Regions from separate parts of the Homo sapiens genome. Here region 1 is linked to region 2. A link is an interaction called in ENCODE POLR2A ChIA-PET data of the cell type or tissue named here. Cell type or tissue: CD4-positive, alpha-beta T cell. All regions are shown on one strand.

Region 1 (8,000 bases), 340 kb before region 2:
TGAAATAAAGACTGTATTTATTGTCACTTTGCTATTTAGACTGTTTCCTTCTGTATAAAAAGAGGGGTAGGACTTGGTTGGTTCTCAATGGCCATGTGATACAACTTTATCAAAACACACAGGCAGGTCCCTATTTTCAGAGAGTTTAACTTGGGGAACATCTGAGGCAGGGTCCAATAATCTTAAAAGTTTGCCAGGTGATTCTAACTCATCAGCAATATTTTGAGAGCCAATGGTCTAGAACGGTGCTATCCAACAGAAAATATAATGCAAACTGCAGATATAATTTAAAATGTCCTAATAGTTACATTAAAAAAGAAATGTTGGGCCGGGCGCAGTGGCTCATGCCTGTAATCTCAGCACTTTAGGAGGCCAAGGCAGGCATATTGCCTGAGCTCAGGAGTTCAAGACCATCGCGAAACCCTGTCTCTACTAAAATAAAAAAAATCAGCCGGGCATGATGGCGCGCCTATATTCCCAGCTACTCGGAAGGCTGAGGCATGAGAATCGCTTGAGCTGGGGAGGCAGAGGTTGCAATGAGCTGAGATCACGCCACTGCATTCCAGCTTGGACTACAGAGGGCCTCCACCTCAAAGAAAAAAAAAAAAAAAAGAAATGTTAGCCAACATGGTGAAACCCTGTCTCCACTAAAAAAAATACAAAAATTAGCCAGGCATGATGGCGTACGCCTGTAGTCCCAGCTACTCAGGAGGCTGAGGCAGGAGAATCACTTGAACCCGGGAGGAGGTTGTAGTGAGCCAAGATCACACCACTGCACTCCAGCCTGGGCAACAGAGGAAGACTCTGTTTCAAAAAAAAAAAAAAAAGAAAATGTGTTAAAATAATTAAATGTGTTTAACTCAGTATGTCAAAAATGTCATTTGAACATGTAATCAATACAAATATTGAGATATTTTATATTCTTTTACATTGTATGTCTTTGAAACCCAGTATTTCACACCTCCATTTGGACTAGCCACAGCTCAAGTACTCAAAAACCACATGGCGCTAGTGGCTACTGTACCGGAGAGCGTAAGCCTAGATAGTCTTTAAGGCCTTCAGTTCAGGCATGTTGTGACTGTATTCCTAAGGAGCTAGAGTAGGAAAGGAAATCATTTTAGGTCCTTTATGAGCTTGGTTTTGGTTACCAGTGTTCAACTGGGGTCTCATTCATTCATTCAACATATATTTATAGAACTTCTGTGTCAGGCAGGATTCTTGTTCTCATGGCACTCAGTCTACTTGGGAAGACAAAAAGGCTAAACAAGCAATAATAATTCAGTATAGTAGCTGGCAGGCACTACAAAAGCCCATAGCAAATACAAGGAGAGGACAAGAAGAGAAAACATCTCAGACGAGGCTCCACTGAATTTATGACCATGCTCTATAACACGTGCCTTAGGAACTGGCATGATTGGTTCTTCAACTACACTCCTCTTTTGTTTTTAAGCTGGGCTTTGGTATAGGACTGTTTCAAGAAAGAATATCATGGCAAAAAAAAAAAAACCTTTAAGTTTTAACTAATTTAAACCTAAGGATGAATAAGTTAGCCAGGCCAAAACAAAACAAAAGGAATAGTATATACCAAAACTTTTTCTGTAAAGGGCCTGATAGTAAGTATTTTAGACGTTGACCTATTGAGTTGCAATTACTCTCTTCTGCTGGATTTGGCCCACAGTCCACAGTTTGCCAATCCCTGGTATATACCTATTAAAGCAACTATTAAATATCTCTATATGCAACACAAAAATTATTGAAAAGGAACTGGGATCAAGTCATAAAGAACTATTTGGAATCATTCAAAAAACCGTCTAGGAGTTATTTACAATGCTTGTCAAAAGCACTGCCTAAAACATGAACACTGATTATGAAAACAGTTCAGTCTGACTGCGAAATAGTGGCAAGGTTTGGCTGCAGAACTGGGTTAGGAGGTTGTTTAACTATGACCTTATTTGCATATCAGAAAGATCACTATGGCTATATCATGGAAAAAGGTTTGAAGGGGGGAAAACTAGAGGCAAGAAGGCAGTTAAAAACCAGGGGAGAGGACAAACAAAATGTGACACATACATGGAATATATTTTATATACATACACACACACACACACACACACACACACACACACACACACATACACACACACACATATATACATACATGGAATGGAGTTATTCAGCCTTAAAAAGGAATAAAATTGGCCGGGTGTGGTGGCTCACACCTGTAATCCCAACACTTTGGGAGGCCGAGGCGGGAGGATCACCTGAGGTCAGGAGTTTGAGACCTGCCTTACCAACGTGGAGAAATCCCATCTCTAATAAAAATACAAAAATTAGCCAGGCGTGGTGGCGCACGCCTGTAATCCCAGCTACTTGGGAGGCTAAGACAGAAGAATTGCTTGAACCCGGGAGGCGGAGGTTGCGGTGAGCCAAGATGGCGCCACTGCACTCCAGCCTGGGCAACAAGTGCAAAACTCCGTCTCAAAAAAAAAAAAAAAAGAATAAAATTCTGAGATGTTATGATATGGAAGAACCTTGAAGACATCATGCTAAGTGAACTAAGCCAGCCACAAAAGAACAAATACTGTATGATTCCACTTATATTAGGTTCCTAGAGTAGTCAAATTCATAGAAAGTAGAATGGTGGGCCAGGCATGGTGGCTCATGCCTGTAATCCCAGAACTTTGGGAGGCCGAGGCTGGTTCACCTGAGGTCAGGAGTTTGAGACCAGCCTGGCCAACACGTTGAAACCCCGTCTGTACTAAAAATACAAAAATTAGCCAGACACGGTGGCGCATGCCTGTAATCCCAGCTACTCGGGAGGCTGAGGCAGGATAATCGCTTGAACCTGGGAGGTGAGGTTGCAGTGAGCCAAAATTGAGCCACTGCACTCCAGCCTGGGCACCAAATTGAGACTCTGTCTCAAAAAAAAAAATAAAACAAGCAAGCAAGCAGAATGGTTGTTTTGCCACAGGCTGTGGGGGAAGGGGCATGGGCAATGTTTAACTGACAGGGTTTAGGCTGGACATGGTGGCTCATGCCTGTAATCCCAACACTTCAGGAAGCTGAGGCAAGAAGAGTGCTTAAGCCCAGGAGTTAGAGATCATCCTGGGAAACATGGTGAGACCCCATCTCCATAAAAAATACAAAAATTAGCTGGGCATGGTGGCACACACACGTAGTCCCAGCTACTTGGGAGGCCAAAGTGGAAGAATCGCTTGAGTCCAGGAGGTAGAAGTTACAGTGAGCCAAGATCATGTCACTGTACTCCAACCACTCCAACCTGGGCTACAGAGTGAGACCTTATCTCAAAAGAAAACCCCCCCAAAAACAAACAAAAAAATTGGATACAGTTTAACTATATAGTGTATTATATACTGTTTATACAGTTAACACTGTATAGTGTTTAACTGATACCATTTTAGTTTGGGAAGATGTAAAGTTCTGGAAATGGATAGTGGTGATGACTGCACAACAACGTAATGTACTTAATGGCACTCAACTGTATGCTTTAAAATGATTAAAATGGTAAATTTTATGTTATGTATGTTTTCGCACAATTTGCAAAAAAAAAGGTTATCCAAACTAATTATTTAAACTAGTTTTTATAGGAAAACATTGTGCCAGTTTTACACCCTAAAAAAAAATAATAATAATCAGGTTGAGTCGAGTTCCATTTATAGTGATGCAAGTCTACTCCTGAGAATCCTTTAGGAATCACTGTTCTCTGCTCCTTTCTGGCTTTATGTCAGCCTCCCCTCTGGACTCCCATTTGCTGCACTGGCTAACCCAACATGTTTTCAAAGAGGTCACCAGTGATGCAGCATAGAGGTGAAAGAGGACTAAAGAAATGTGGACTCTCACACTGCACGAAAGAAAAAAATCCCTCCCCATTCAGTATCTTAAAAATCTTAATAATACTTTAAAAAAAATCAGACTATTGCACAGAACTCTAGATTTCAGGCTTCTCTTGAAGTCAGATCTAACAACTCTGACCCTGAATCCCACCCACATGGCAATAATTTATTACAATGGAGCACCAGCTGCACTCTTTAGAAAGGCAAGTGTTCTTGATTTGCTATAGTCCACACAGAGACTTTTACCTCAGTCAGGTCATCTTCCTGGTCCCAGTGTGTATGTTCCACAAGAAAAAACTGCTCTAATTCATCCGTGTATGCCCTCACATTGTTTTTCAAACAGTAGGCATCCCATAAGTAAATATCTACTGAACAGCACAAAGCATAATAGATTCCTTTCTTACCATTTCAGAAATAAATTGCGAAAGAGAAAGATAACTACCTCAATGTCATTAGCCATTAATCTCTTCAATAAAACTGTCTATTGCTTACTCAAGGCACTAATGTGAGAGTCACTAAGTTTATTGCCAAATTCAGGGTTTCCCAATTCCACCACAATGAGAATTCAATCTCTTAAGTAACAAGATGACACAAACACATGTACAATTCTGTCACAAATACCTCTCTTCACAGTTCCAGGGATGCTGCTGTTAGAAAAATTAAACTAATACTTTGGATCATTTTCAACCACTGCACAGCGTAATTTTAAATATGCAAACCTGATGAATTTAATCAGAATAAAAATCACATTAACATACAGACCCACCAAGAGAATAATCTTAAAATGTAGAATTGTAGATATTAACTTTCCAGGTAGTTAGAGAATTCAGTGAATATTTCCCATTTACTTCCACTCCAAGTAACTGCAGTTTTTACTACATTTCAAAAATAAGGTTTGATGAGAGAAGAAAAAAACTTTTTAAAGCAAGAGGACCTAGGCATAGTGGCTCACACCAGTAATCCTAGCATTTTGGGAGGCTGAGACGGGCGGAGTGCTTGAGCCCAGGAGTTCGAGACCAGCCTGGGCAACATGGTGAAATCCTGTCTCTACAAAAAATACAAAAAGGATCCAGGCATAGGGTTGCTCGCTTGTAGTCCCAGCTAAACCCGGGAGGCTGACATGGGAGGATCACCTGAGCCCAGGAGGTGGAGGTTGAAGAAAGCCAAGATCACATCATTGCACTCCAGGATGGAGCTACCCAGTGAGAGGTTGTCTCCAAAAAAGAAAAAAAAAAAATGCGGCTGGGTGCAGTGCCTCACACCTGTAATCCCAGCACTTTGGGAGGCCGAGGCAGGCAGATCATCTGAGATCAGGAGTTTGAGACCAGCCTGACCAACATGGTGAAACCCCTTCTCTACTAAAAATACAAAAATTAGCCGGGCTGTGGTGGCGCGTGCCTGTAATGCCAGCTACTGAGGAAGCTGAGGCGAGAGAATCGCTTGAACCCAGGAGGAGGAGGTTGCAGTGAGCCGAGACTGCGCCACTGCACTCTAGCCCGGGTGACAGAGGAGCTCCTGTTTCAAAAAAAAAAAAAAAAATGCTACAGGTGGTTGTGAAAAAATGGTCAACTGCCAGTAGGAGCTCCAAGCTCCAAGATGATACTGCATCTTAATATTTTTTTTTTTTTTGAGACAGGGTTTTGCTGTGTTGCCCAGGCTGGAGTGCAGTGGCACAATCTTAGCTCACTGCAACCTCCACCTCCTGGGCTCAAGCGATCCTCTCACCTCAGTCTCCCAAGTAGTTGGGACCACAGGTGTGAGCCAGCACACCCAGCTGTTTTTTTATTTTTTTGTAGAGATGGGATTTTGCTATGTTGCCCAGGCTGGTCTCAAAACTCCTGGGCTCACATAATCTGCCTGCCTTGGCCTCCCAAAGTGTTGGGACTACAGGCATGAGCCCCCTCATTTGGTCAACTGCATCTTAATCTTTTAAAATCATGAGGCAAAAGAGACATGGAAAAGCCATCACCACAACAGAGAAAGTACATCAAAGCCTAGAAGAACTGGTGATGTTGTTCTAGTAATCAGGCTTGTAACACAAGGAAAATAAAGTGTGAAATAACTTCAGGATGACAAACCAAACCATGAAATGCTTTAAATCAAATGTTTATTTTCCAAAACCAGCAGAGTGTCTAGCATTTCAGAGAAAATATCACCACATAATACATACCCTTAATGAATAAAGAAATGCATTGTAAAACGGTCTTGAGAAATGATACATCTCAACATTAAAAATATTTAAATTGAGTCTGGTGAGACTCCTGAGGGAGAAGCAAGTTACTTAACACTATATTGGTATGGCATCAATTCAATCTATCTGGAAAGGGCACTAAGAAGAGCTATAAAATTGGGCCGGGCACGGTGGCTCACGCCTGTAATCCCAACACTTTGGAGGGTGGATCACCTGAGGTCAGGAGTTTGAGACCAGCCTGGGCAACAAGGTGAAACTCCGCCTCTACTAAAAATACAAAAAAAATTAGCCGGGTGTGGTGGCGCACACCTGTAATCCCAGCTACTCGGGAGGCTGAGGCAGGAGACTCGAACCCTGGAGGCAGAGGTTGCAGTGAGCCGAGATTGCACCACTGCACTCCAACCTGGGTGACAGAGTGAGACTCCATCTCAAAAAAAAAAAAAAAAAAAAAAAAAGAGCTATAAAATAATTCATACTTCTGTATCTGGTGATTCTACTTTTAGACTTCTATCCCAAATGAATTCAAGGGAAAAAGAGGTAATACAAAGACACTAATAAAAACAGAAACAATCTGAATATGCATTGATATGGTTAAGCTTTGTGTCCTCACCCAAACCTCATCCTGAACTGTAATCCCCAGGTATTGAGGGACAGACTTGGTGGGAGGTGACTGGATCATGGGGGTGGCCCCCCATGCTGTTCTCATGATAGTGAGTGAGTTCTCTCCAGACCTGATGGTTTTATAAGGGCCTCTTCCTGCTTCACTCACACTCTCTCTCTCCTGCTGCCTTGTGAACAAGGTGCTTGCTTCCCCTTCGCCTTCCGCCATGATCATATTGCCTTCTGACATGATTGTAAGTTTCCTGAGGCCTCCCCAGCCATGTGGAACTAGGAGTCAATTAAACCTCTTTTCTTCATAAATTACCCGGTCTTAGGCAGTTTTTTTAGCAGTCTGAGAATGGACTAATATATGCATTAATATGGAAATGGCTAAATAATGACTATTGATATATTTACAAAAAGGAACAGTTTATACCGTAATACACAAATGTTTATTGGAAGTTATCTTGGATGAAAAAGAACACCAAGTATTTCTATATATTATATACAATGTAAGGAAACAGGCATTGGGATTATTAGCAAGAACTGCCTGGAGTTATTCTAAATGCTGCCTAAGAATTATTTACATTGCCTGTCAAAATGTATTATCTAACACATGGGCATTAGTTATAATCATATACAGAAACACACGTCCATTACAAATGGAAAATAACATATAATTTTAAATTTTTAATAATTATATTGTTTCATAAAATTACTTAATTGCCTAGTTAAAAAATATCCAGCTCTCTCTGTTCCCAGGCCCAAACTCCAACTTCTACTTCTTCTACTTAGAATCACAGGATTTCAGAGCAAGGAAGAAATATCTCCTTTCATATATACATATATATTTATTTTGAGATGGAGTCTCACTCTGTCACCCAGGCTGGAGTGCAGTGGCACCATCTCAGCTCACTGGAACCTCCGCCTCCCGGGTTCAAGCGATTCTCCTGTTTCAGCCTCCCGAGTAGCTGGGATTATAGGCGCATGCCGCCACGCCCGGCTACTTTTTCGTATTTCAGTAGAGACGGGATTTCACCATGTTGACCAGTCTGGTCTCGAACTCCTGAGCTCAGGCAATCCACCCGCCTCGGCTTCCCAAAGTGCTAGAATTACAGGCATGAGCCACTGCGCCCGACCTCCTTTCCCATATTTTAAAGATACAGAGAGGTTAAGTAATTTGGCCATAATGATCTAACTACTTGCTAGGATTAGATACCAATTTTTCCACTGTTTTTTTCCTCAAATATCAGTGCCAACAGAAAAAGAAACAGAATTTAGCAACAGAGGACTACACATGGAGGAAACACAAAGAAAAAGTAATCTATAGCTTTGTAATTCACATAATGTTTAAA
Region 2 (8,000 bases):
TTGTTAGCATCAGAGTCCAGAGTCCTTTCTGAAAGTCTGTTTTAGTTTGATGTACAAATTTAAGTGATATATACATACAGTCAGCCCTCCATATCCATGGGTTCTGCATCTGTGGATTTAACCAACTGCAGATCACATATATTAGGAAAAAAAAGGATGGTTGTGTCTGTACTGAACATGTACAGACTTTTTTTCATTTGTCATTATTCCCTAAACAAGACAGTATAACAACTATTCACATAGCATTTATACTGTATTAGGTATTATAAGTAATCTAGAGATGATTTTAATATATAAGAGGATGTCCATAGGTTAAATACAAATATTATGCTATTTTATAGAAGGGACTTGAGCATCAGTGGATCTTGGTATCTGCAGGGAATCCTGGGATGAATCCCCCATGGATACTGAAGGAAAACTGTACATATATGTGTGTATATATAATGTATGTATGTGTATATATATGTGTATTATACATAAATATATGTGTGTGTGTGTGTGTGTGTGTGTGTATACACACACATATATGGAATGTGTATGTCTAAAACAAAACAACCTAGGGCTTGAAGAAGGTAGCTTTCAGTAAATGATGGCCGCATGGTATATTTATTTTTTTTTAAGTGGTTGAATTTCATTGTATTGCAGAGCAAGGGAGATTTGCTCCTTACCTTTCTCTCTCCTTGCCTTTTTTTCATCTTTCTTTCTCTCTCTCTCTCTCTTTTTTTTTTTTTTGCTCTGTCGCCAGGCTGGAGTGCAGTGGCGCAATCTCCGCTCACTGCAACCTCCGCCTCCCAGGTTCAAGCGATTCTCCTGCCTCAGCCTCCCGAGTAGCTGGGACTACAGGCACCCACCACCACGCCTGGCTGATTTTTGTATTTTTAGTAGAGACAAGGTCTCACCATGTTGGCGAGGATGGTCTTGATCTCCTGACCTTGTGATCCACCCACCTCAACCTCCCAAAGTGCTGGGATTACAGGCGTGAGCCACCATGCCCTGCCGAAGCGATTCTCCTGCCTCAGCCTCCTGAGTAGCTGGGATTACAGGCGCGCACCACCACACCCAGCTAATTTTTGTATTTTTGGTAGAGATGGGGTTTCTCCATGTTGCTCAGGCTGGTCTCAAACTCCTGACCTCCTGATCTGCCTACCTTGGCCTCCCAAAGTGCTGGGATTACAGTCATGAGCCACCATGCCCAGCCCTTCATCTTTCTTAAGAGCAGAAAAAGCTGAAGGGGGTTGCGAGTCCTTTTTCTACCTCTTCTATTTAATCCTTTTTGCAAATTTTCCACTGAACGTATTTGTTTTTTCATACTGTTTTGTTTTGTCCTTAAAAAAGGAAACATTCTCTGGAATGTTTCTTCCTGAGATATGGCTAGATATGGTCAGGTGGCTGGATACAGCCAGGCTCTTGTCTCTGTCTCTACTCTAAGAAGTTGTACTAATTGCTTATATTTTAGCTAATATTCCTAAAATACAAGGAAAAATATCTTCTACATATTCTCCTGGTATACCTTGAATAATAGGGGTTTTTTTTTTAAAGAACTTTAAGATCTCTGGATTAATAGAAATCATAGAATTTAACATAGTAAGGATATTGTAATTGCTTTAAGTACTTGACAAGTTGTTTAACTGTTCCTTTAAGCATTTTAGTACATATCATATATATTTTTTTGTGGGCCAGCTAATTTCAATAAAGGATAACCTTATGACAGATATAAGGTCTTTTCTAACAAAAGCCTAAAAATTGAAACCAAGGTATTAATATTGAAACCAAAAGTAGTCTTGATTATTTTAAATAATTTTGAGGAAAAATGGGGTATTTTAAGTAATGTATAATGTGGTCAATAATATCTTACTTTATTGCATATGTTTGTTCAATCTCCCACCCATGTAAGGTCCCTGAAGACATGAACTCTATCCTACTGGTATCCGTATCCCCAGGGACCAACCAGCCCTATGTTTATGAATGCTTGCATTGTGGAAGGGAGGAAGGAAGCAGCTTATAGATCCTACCCAAAACTCCTTTGCTTCCCCTTCCAGTTCTGTGATCTATGAGTCTAATTAGTAGCTGGATTATGTGTTTGCTTTCAACAAATGACTGTTATATTTCTGGCGGACAGAGAGTTCAATTCCCACTGGATTTCTGTAGAGAATTATACATGGAAAGGAGGTAAATGAGACATGGGAATGGCATCCAAGTTTTGAAGTTAGCTAAAATCAACCTGTGCAGTGGGGATGAAACATACAAACCAGATTTGAATTTCCTTTTTAATTTTATTAAAATTACTAATAGTTCTTAAGTTTGCAGCCTTAGTCCTAGCATCAGAGGACATCTCTTTTAAGTTTATCCAGCGGGAACATCTTTTTCTGATTCACAAAGTTTCATATTGGCTAGTGTTTGGCATCCCATTTTAGGCTACAAAATGTGAGCCTTTAAGCAGAAGAGAAATAATCAAGAGTGAGATGCCTGCATATTTTTCTATAGATATAGGTAGACTTTTATTTAATTAATTTTTATGTAATCAGATGAAGTATCTTTCTGAATAGCCAATAGAATTTAAAAGTAAAAGCTTCACTTTGATGAGATATTATAGAAAGCAACATATTAAGTGCCCACAATGTGTCATACATTGTGCTGTATTTTCCATGTTCTGGTGAGGAACTTTTATTAACATCTATCCATTTTTCTTTCAATTTGCAGAGGATGAAAATGTGATATAGAAATATTAAGTGAATTGCCCCTAAGTTATTGTTTTAGAAAGAGGTGGAGCCCTTGCTTATGCTACCACAATGACCCTCTCTTCACAAAGCAATTAAAGGTCTAAAGAGATTATTTTAAAATTAGCTCAGAACTAAGCCTAGGCAGGTTTTCAGCAAATATAAGCATTTAACTAGGTTTCAAATTCACAGACTATTTTAGTTATAAAATTATTCATAGAAGCACAAATTATCACCGGAGCAAACATAATGAAGATTTGTATTGCTTTTCTCTATTGGGAAATGTCCTATTGGAAGCAAAAGGTAACTGTTCGCTAGAGGGAACGAGCTGTAGTGATCTGTTGCAAAGTTTGGGCGTGATTGGCCCCTGGGAGCTTCCTGTGTTATGATTTAACTCGCGGAGGGTGGGGCCTGCCCGCAGAGGCTGCTGGTGATTGGATGGGCGGGGCCGCCGCTCACTCTTGGCCAAGAATGTGGTTTGAGGCTCTGCGAAGTTACAGAGGCTCGGAGGCGCTTGCAAAAATGTGGCTGTCAGAGAGGGAAGTGCACATGAATTTGAAGACAGCATTAGAAAGCGTTCCGCCCACAGTTTCTCTGTTCTCAACGGCTCAGTTTTAACAGGATAAATTTTAAGTTAAGGTATGATATTTTTTCTCTCTCTGTACAAAGGACTTAAAAGGAGGAGGAGTCAGAGATGTAAGTTCCTGTTTTTACAATAACTCTTTTGTGAGCTCCACCGTGGTGTAAATCGCAGAATCTACTTTTGTTCCCATGTATTTAATGTACACCATTGGCATATTGAACCAGATTTTTATCCTGCGTATAAAGGTTTTGGTGGAATTTTTAATGGTGAATTTTAAAGATTTATTGATATGAGTGCAGTCTTTTAAGAAATTATTTCTTGAGCCATAAAAACCCGAAATTTACTTAGAATGTAAGCTGTTATATGTAGTTAACTTTTCAGAAAGATTTCAAATGGGTATTTTGGGAGTGTAGGGAAAAGAGTTTGCAAAATACCATAAAGCTTTACCAGTAGTAAATTAAAAACCTTCCAGTTAAGCTGCCACTCTTTTGTTCATCAGAAATGAAGAGACGTTTCTTTCTTGTATTTGGGGTAAGCAAATACATAAAATTGAGTAATATTCTTTTATAATCACATGGGTCTTAGACTTGAGATCATTGGTGTTCATTTTTCTGACTGATACAGTTCCCTCTTTCGATAACTTTCTCTTCATTTATTGTTGTATTCCTCTGATCCTGTGGGTACCAACTTAAGAGTCATGAAGGTGTGAGTGGGAGGGCAAAGGTTCTCTGGGGAATTATTTTGTCTCCATATGAACAGTTGCCTCAGGAGACATGCAAGTCATTTGATGGATCTGAAATTCAGTTTTCTCATGTTTAAAAGGAAGGGTTAGACTAGATCATTGGCTCTCGATTTGCTTTCCCTAGCACACCTGAGAAATACAATCCATTCTTTTCAGTTAACAGTAGTTCCCTGATGCCATGACTTCAGGGTGCGGGAGGGTGTGTGGGTGTGTGAAAGCTCTGTTTTCCACCATGGGTTAAGTGTAGTTGTAGAGGGGTATACCTCCTTAGGGCCCTCCATTTTGAGACTCACCGGGCTAAGTGGTCTTTGAGGTCCCTGTCAGCTCTCAGTTTATTGAAAAGCCAAATGTTTGTTTGTGTAAGAGATTGAAAGTGAATTTGAATTTCAAGTATTTTATCTATTTCATACCTCTATTTTCTTCTAAGAAACCTTTTTTAAAAAGTAGATTTAATTTTTTTATTAAAAAGGCATTACTTATCTACTATAAAAGTTTTTTAAATATAAAAATACTCATTACAAAAGGAAAAAATCCCCATGTAATCCTTCCACCCAGGTATAATTCTTGTTAGCATTTTGGGATATAGTTTTTAAGTCTTTTTCTATAGATATATGCCATAACCAACTAATTTTGGAAACCTTTTTTAAAAGACACATTTTAGGCTGGGCACGGTGGCTCATGCCTGTAATCCCAGCGATTTGGGAGGCCAAGGCCGGCAGATCACTTGAGGTCAGGAGTTCCAGATCAGCCTGGCCAACATGGTGAAACTCCCGTCTGTACTAAAAAAAACAACAAAAAGTAAAAACAAACAACAACCTGGGTGTGGTGGCCCGCACCTGTAGTCCCAGGTACTTGGGAGGCTGAGGCAGGAGAATTGCTTGAACCCAGGAGGCGGAGGTTGCAGTGAGCTGAGATCGTGCCTCTGCACTCTAGCCTGGGTGATGGAGTCAGACTCCATCTCAAAATAAATAAATAAATAAATAAAAAAGAGAGAGAGAGACAATTTAATGCAACGCAAATAACACTGACCTACCTAGCTGTGCCCTTGGAAAAACCACTTAACCTCTTTGATCCTCAGTTTTCTCACCTGTAAAGTGGAAATGATTTCCGTATCAAGTTATCCTGAAATTTAAATGAAAACTACCCATGTGAAAACAATATAGGGCCTGACACAAATAGATGCAAATTATTATATTTATTTTCTATTCTTCCTTTAAAAATGTTGTTAAGGGTTATTACTTTTAAAGGAGTTTAAGGAACTTGGAGTTTTGTTGATTTTTTTTTTTAATTCAGTCCCATATGAAGGCTCAAAAGAGCGGTAAAGAACAACAGCTTGACATTATGAACAAGCAGTACCAACAACTTGAAAGTCGTTTGGATGAGATACTTTCTAGAATTGCTAAGGAAACGGAAGAGATTAAGGACCTTGAAGAACAGCTTACTGAAGGTAAGACTTTCAGTATGATTTAAGGTAAATCAGTGTTATTGCTGGTAAAAGAAACATTATAAAGACAAGCATTAATCCAGATAGTAGCTAAATACAGTTCACCTATTAGTACTAGTATTTGATAGGGAAATATTTACAGGATACCCAAAAGTAGTTAATGCAATTTTAAGAGTTTTGTTTTTGTTTTGTTTTGTGGCATTGATGCCTAGTGAGTCAGGTCATTCCAGTCAGTAGGCCAGAAGTCAATACGTGATCATGATAAGCTCTGGCATGTGATTGTCTATGACATAAAATCCATTCAGGAGCAAAGCACCCATTGGCATCAGGGAATTCAGTGTCTGGTTATAAGAAGAAAGAGTTTTAGGATCTAGTTTTGCAATGCTGATTTAAACTGCGACATATCCATAATAGTGGAAAAGGAAGACAATAGGCCATAGTGGTTTTTACACATAGGGCTCAGTGTAAAAAGATCCTGCTCTCTGTTTTGCTACTGTCAGCTGTGTCGCCTTGGACAAGTTGTTTTTATCTCAATCATTAGTTGTTGGGAGAATTAAATGAGCTAGTATTCATAGGCCAGGAGTGGTGGCTCACGCCTGTAATCCTAGCACTTTGGGAGGCTGAGGCGGGCATATCATTTGAGCCCAGGAGTTCGAGATCAGCATGGGCAACATGGCGAAACCCCGTCTCTACAAAAAAAAAAAAAAAAAATTAGCCAGGCGTAGTGGTATGTGTGCTTGTGGCACCATCTGCTTGGGAGACTGAGGGTGGAGGATCACCTGAGCTCAGGGAGGTTGAGGCTACAGTGAACCGTGATTGTGCCACTGCACTCCAGCCTAGGTGACAGAGTGAAACTTTGTCTGAAAAAAAAAAAAAAAGAGAGAGATAGTGTTCATAAAGTTCCTGGCACATAGTGCGTATCCAGTACTGTACATGGGATGTGTGTGTTTGTGTTCTAAGTGTTTAGGTTACACATTTATGTTGCCAGTCTTGGATTCATCTTATATACTAGGTGGTCTTGTTCTTTGTATTTAGCAGCAAGAACTCACAGTTTTGGTACATATTTTTTATTTTATTTGTAAATTAAACTTTTTTTTTTTTTTTGAGACGGAGCCTCGCTCTGTCACCCAGGCTGGAGTGCAGTGGCGTGATCTTGGCTCACTGCAACCTCTGCCTCCTGGGTTCAAGTGATCCTCCTGCCTCAGCCTCGTGAGTAGCAGGGACTACAGGCACATGCCCGGCTAATTTTTTGTATTTTTAATAGAGACGGGGTTTCACTGTGTTAGCCAGGATGGTCTCGATCTCCTGACCTCATGATCCGCCTGCCTTGGCCTCCCAAAGTGCTGGGATTACAGGCTTGAACCACCACACCCGGCCGAAATTAAACTTTTTACAGCATGAATCAGGCATTTTATAAGCATTGCCCCCTAAATGTACTATTTTTATTTTATACCTGCTTAATACTCCTTTGCTATCTATAATAGGAAGAAAATTTAACATTATGTTTTGAAAAAGAAAAATGATAGGAAAGAATTGAAAGCTTAGAATTTCACTCTTGGCTTATAACAAAATGCTGAGCAGACAATGCAGTACTTTAAAAAGATATATTATTACCCTTTTTGCATCTTGCTTAGGCCAGATAGCAGCAAATGAAGCCCTGAAGAAGGATTTAGAAGGTGTTATCAGTGGGTTGCAAGAATACCTGGGGACCATTAAAGGCCAGGCAACTCAGGCCCAGAATGAGTGCAGGAAGCTGCGGGATGAGAAAGAGACATTGTTGCAGAGATTGACAGAAGTCGAGCAGGAGAGAGACCAGCTGGAAATAGTTGCCATGGATGCAGAAAATATGAGGAAGGTATGATTTTTTTCCTGCCTATTTTCCGTAGCTTCATAAGTAGATAATGTCCAAATTAAGTTAGTTGGAGGAGGTAACAGTACATTTTTAAGTGGGAAAAAGTATTAGTGGCTATATGGTGATTTTTTTCTTTTAACAGTTGGGCTTTTTTTTTTCTTCTTTAGCTGTGATACATTTGGAATTATTATTTTTTCTTTGCTCAGAAAAGGAAGATTATTTAAGCTGCATTTCTATCCCTGAAAGGTATTGTTGCCAAATAACTCTAAAGAATATGAAATGGTAGCTATTACAAATATTGTATTAAATGCTCATATTTTATTTGTGCTGAAAAATTGAGCACAGAATGGTTTTTCTTAGTCTTGTTGTTACTGGATAATTTTAACATTATTTTATAGCTAACAAAACAGACATATTGTTTTAAATTATATCCTTATGAACCTGATTTGTTGCACATTCGTTTGGAGATTTCCCTTGCTCTATTTTAGTTGTTTGGAAAATGTTATCATACATGAGAACTAGAGATTTCCAAACTTCTTGTTCAGTAGAGCTGGCTCCAGAAATTGAATTAATATATTTTAATATTATGAAATATCTCAGGCATATTTAAAAAATCACAAATAATATTTAACATCATGTACTGACAACCCAGCTTAAGAAAT

The links. Peaks named below come from ENCODE experiments on the same cell type or tissue, not always from the same donor. Only the 100,000 strongest peaks of a DNase experiment are listed, where the experiment ranks them.
Region 1: POLR2A ChIA-PET joins it to region 2 with 5 read pairs; 5 of 35 experiments call an interaction of 5 or more read pairs at or near these places.

Annotation. Positions count from the first base shown.
Region 1 is chr9:120,779,544-120,787,543 of GRCh38, forward strand. The region is part of intron 3 of FBXW2 (F-box and WD repeat domain containing 2); the gene reads right to left. Among named protein-coding and RNA genes, the nearest start is that of FBXW2, 9.9 kb to the right of the region's middle. In CD4-positive, alpha-beta T cell, no CTCF peak of the experiment used is centred here; a DNase peak (open chromatin) is centred at 4,388.
Region 2 is chr9:121,118,596-121,126,595 of GRCh38, forward strand. CNTRL (centriolin) reads left to right here. Exons shown (of 44, transcript NM_007018.6): 13 at 5,336-5,489; 14 at 7,121-7,341. Among named protein-coding and RNA genes, the nearest start is that of CNTRL, 48 kb to the left of the region's middle. RefSeq lists enhancers at 2,820-3,321, 3,196-3,245, 3,276-3,475. In CD4-positive, alpha-beta T cell, no CTCF peak of the experiment used is centred here; a DNase peak (open chromatin) is centred at 3,166; H3K4me3 peaks cover 2,597 bases; H3K27ac peaks cover 3,051 bases.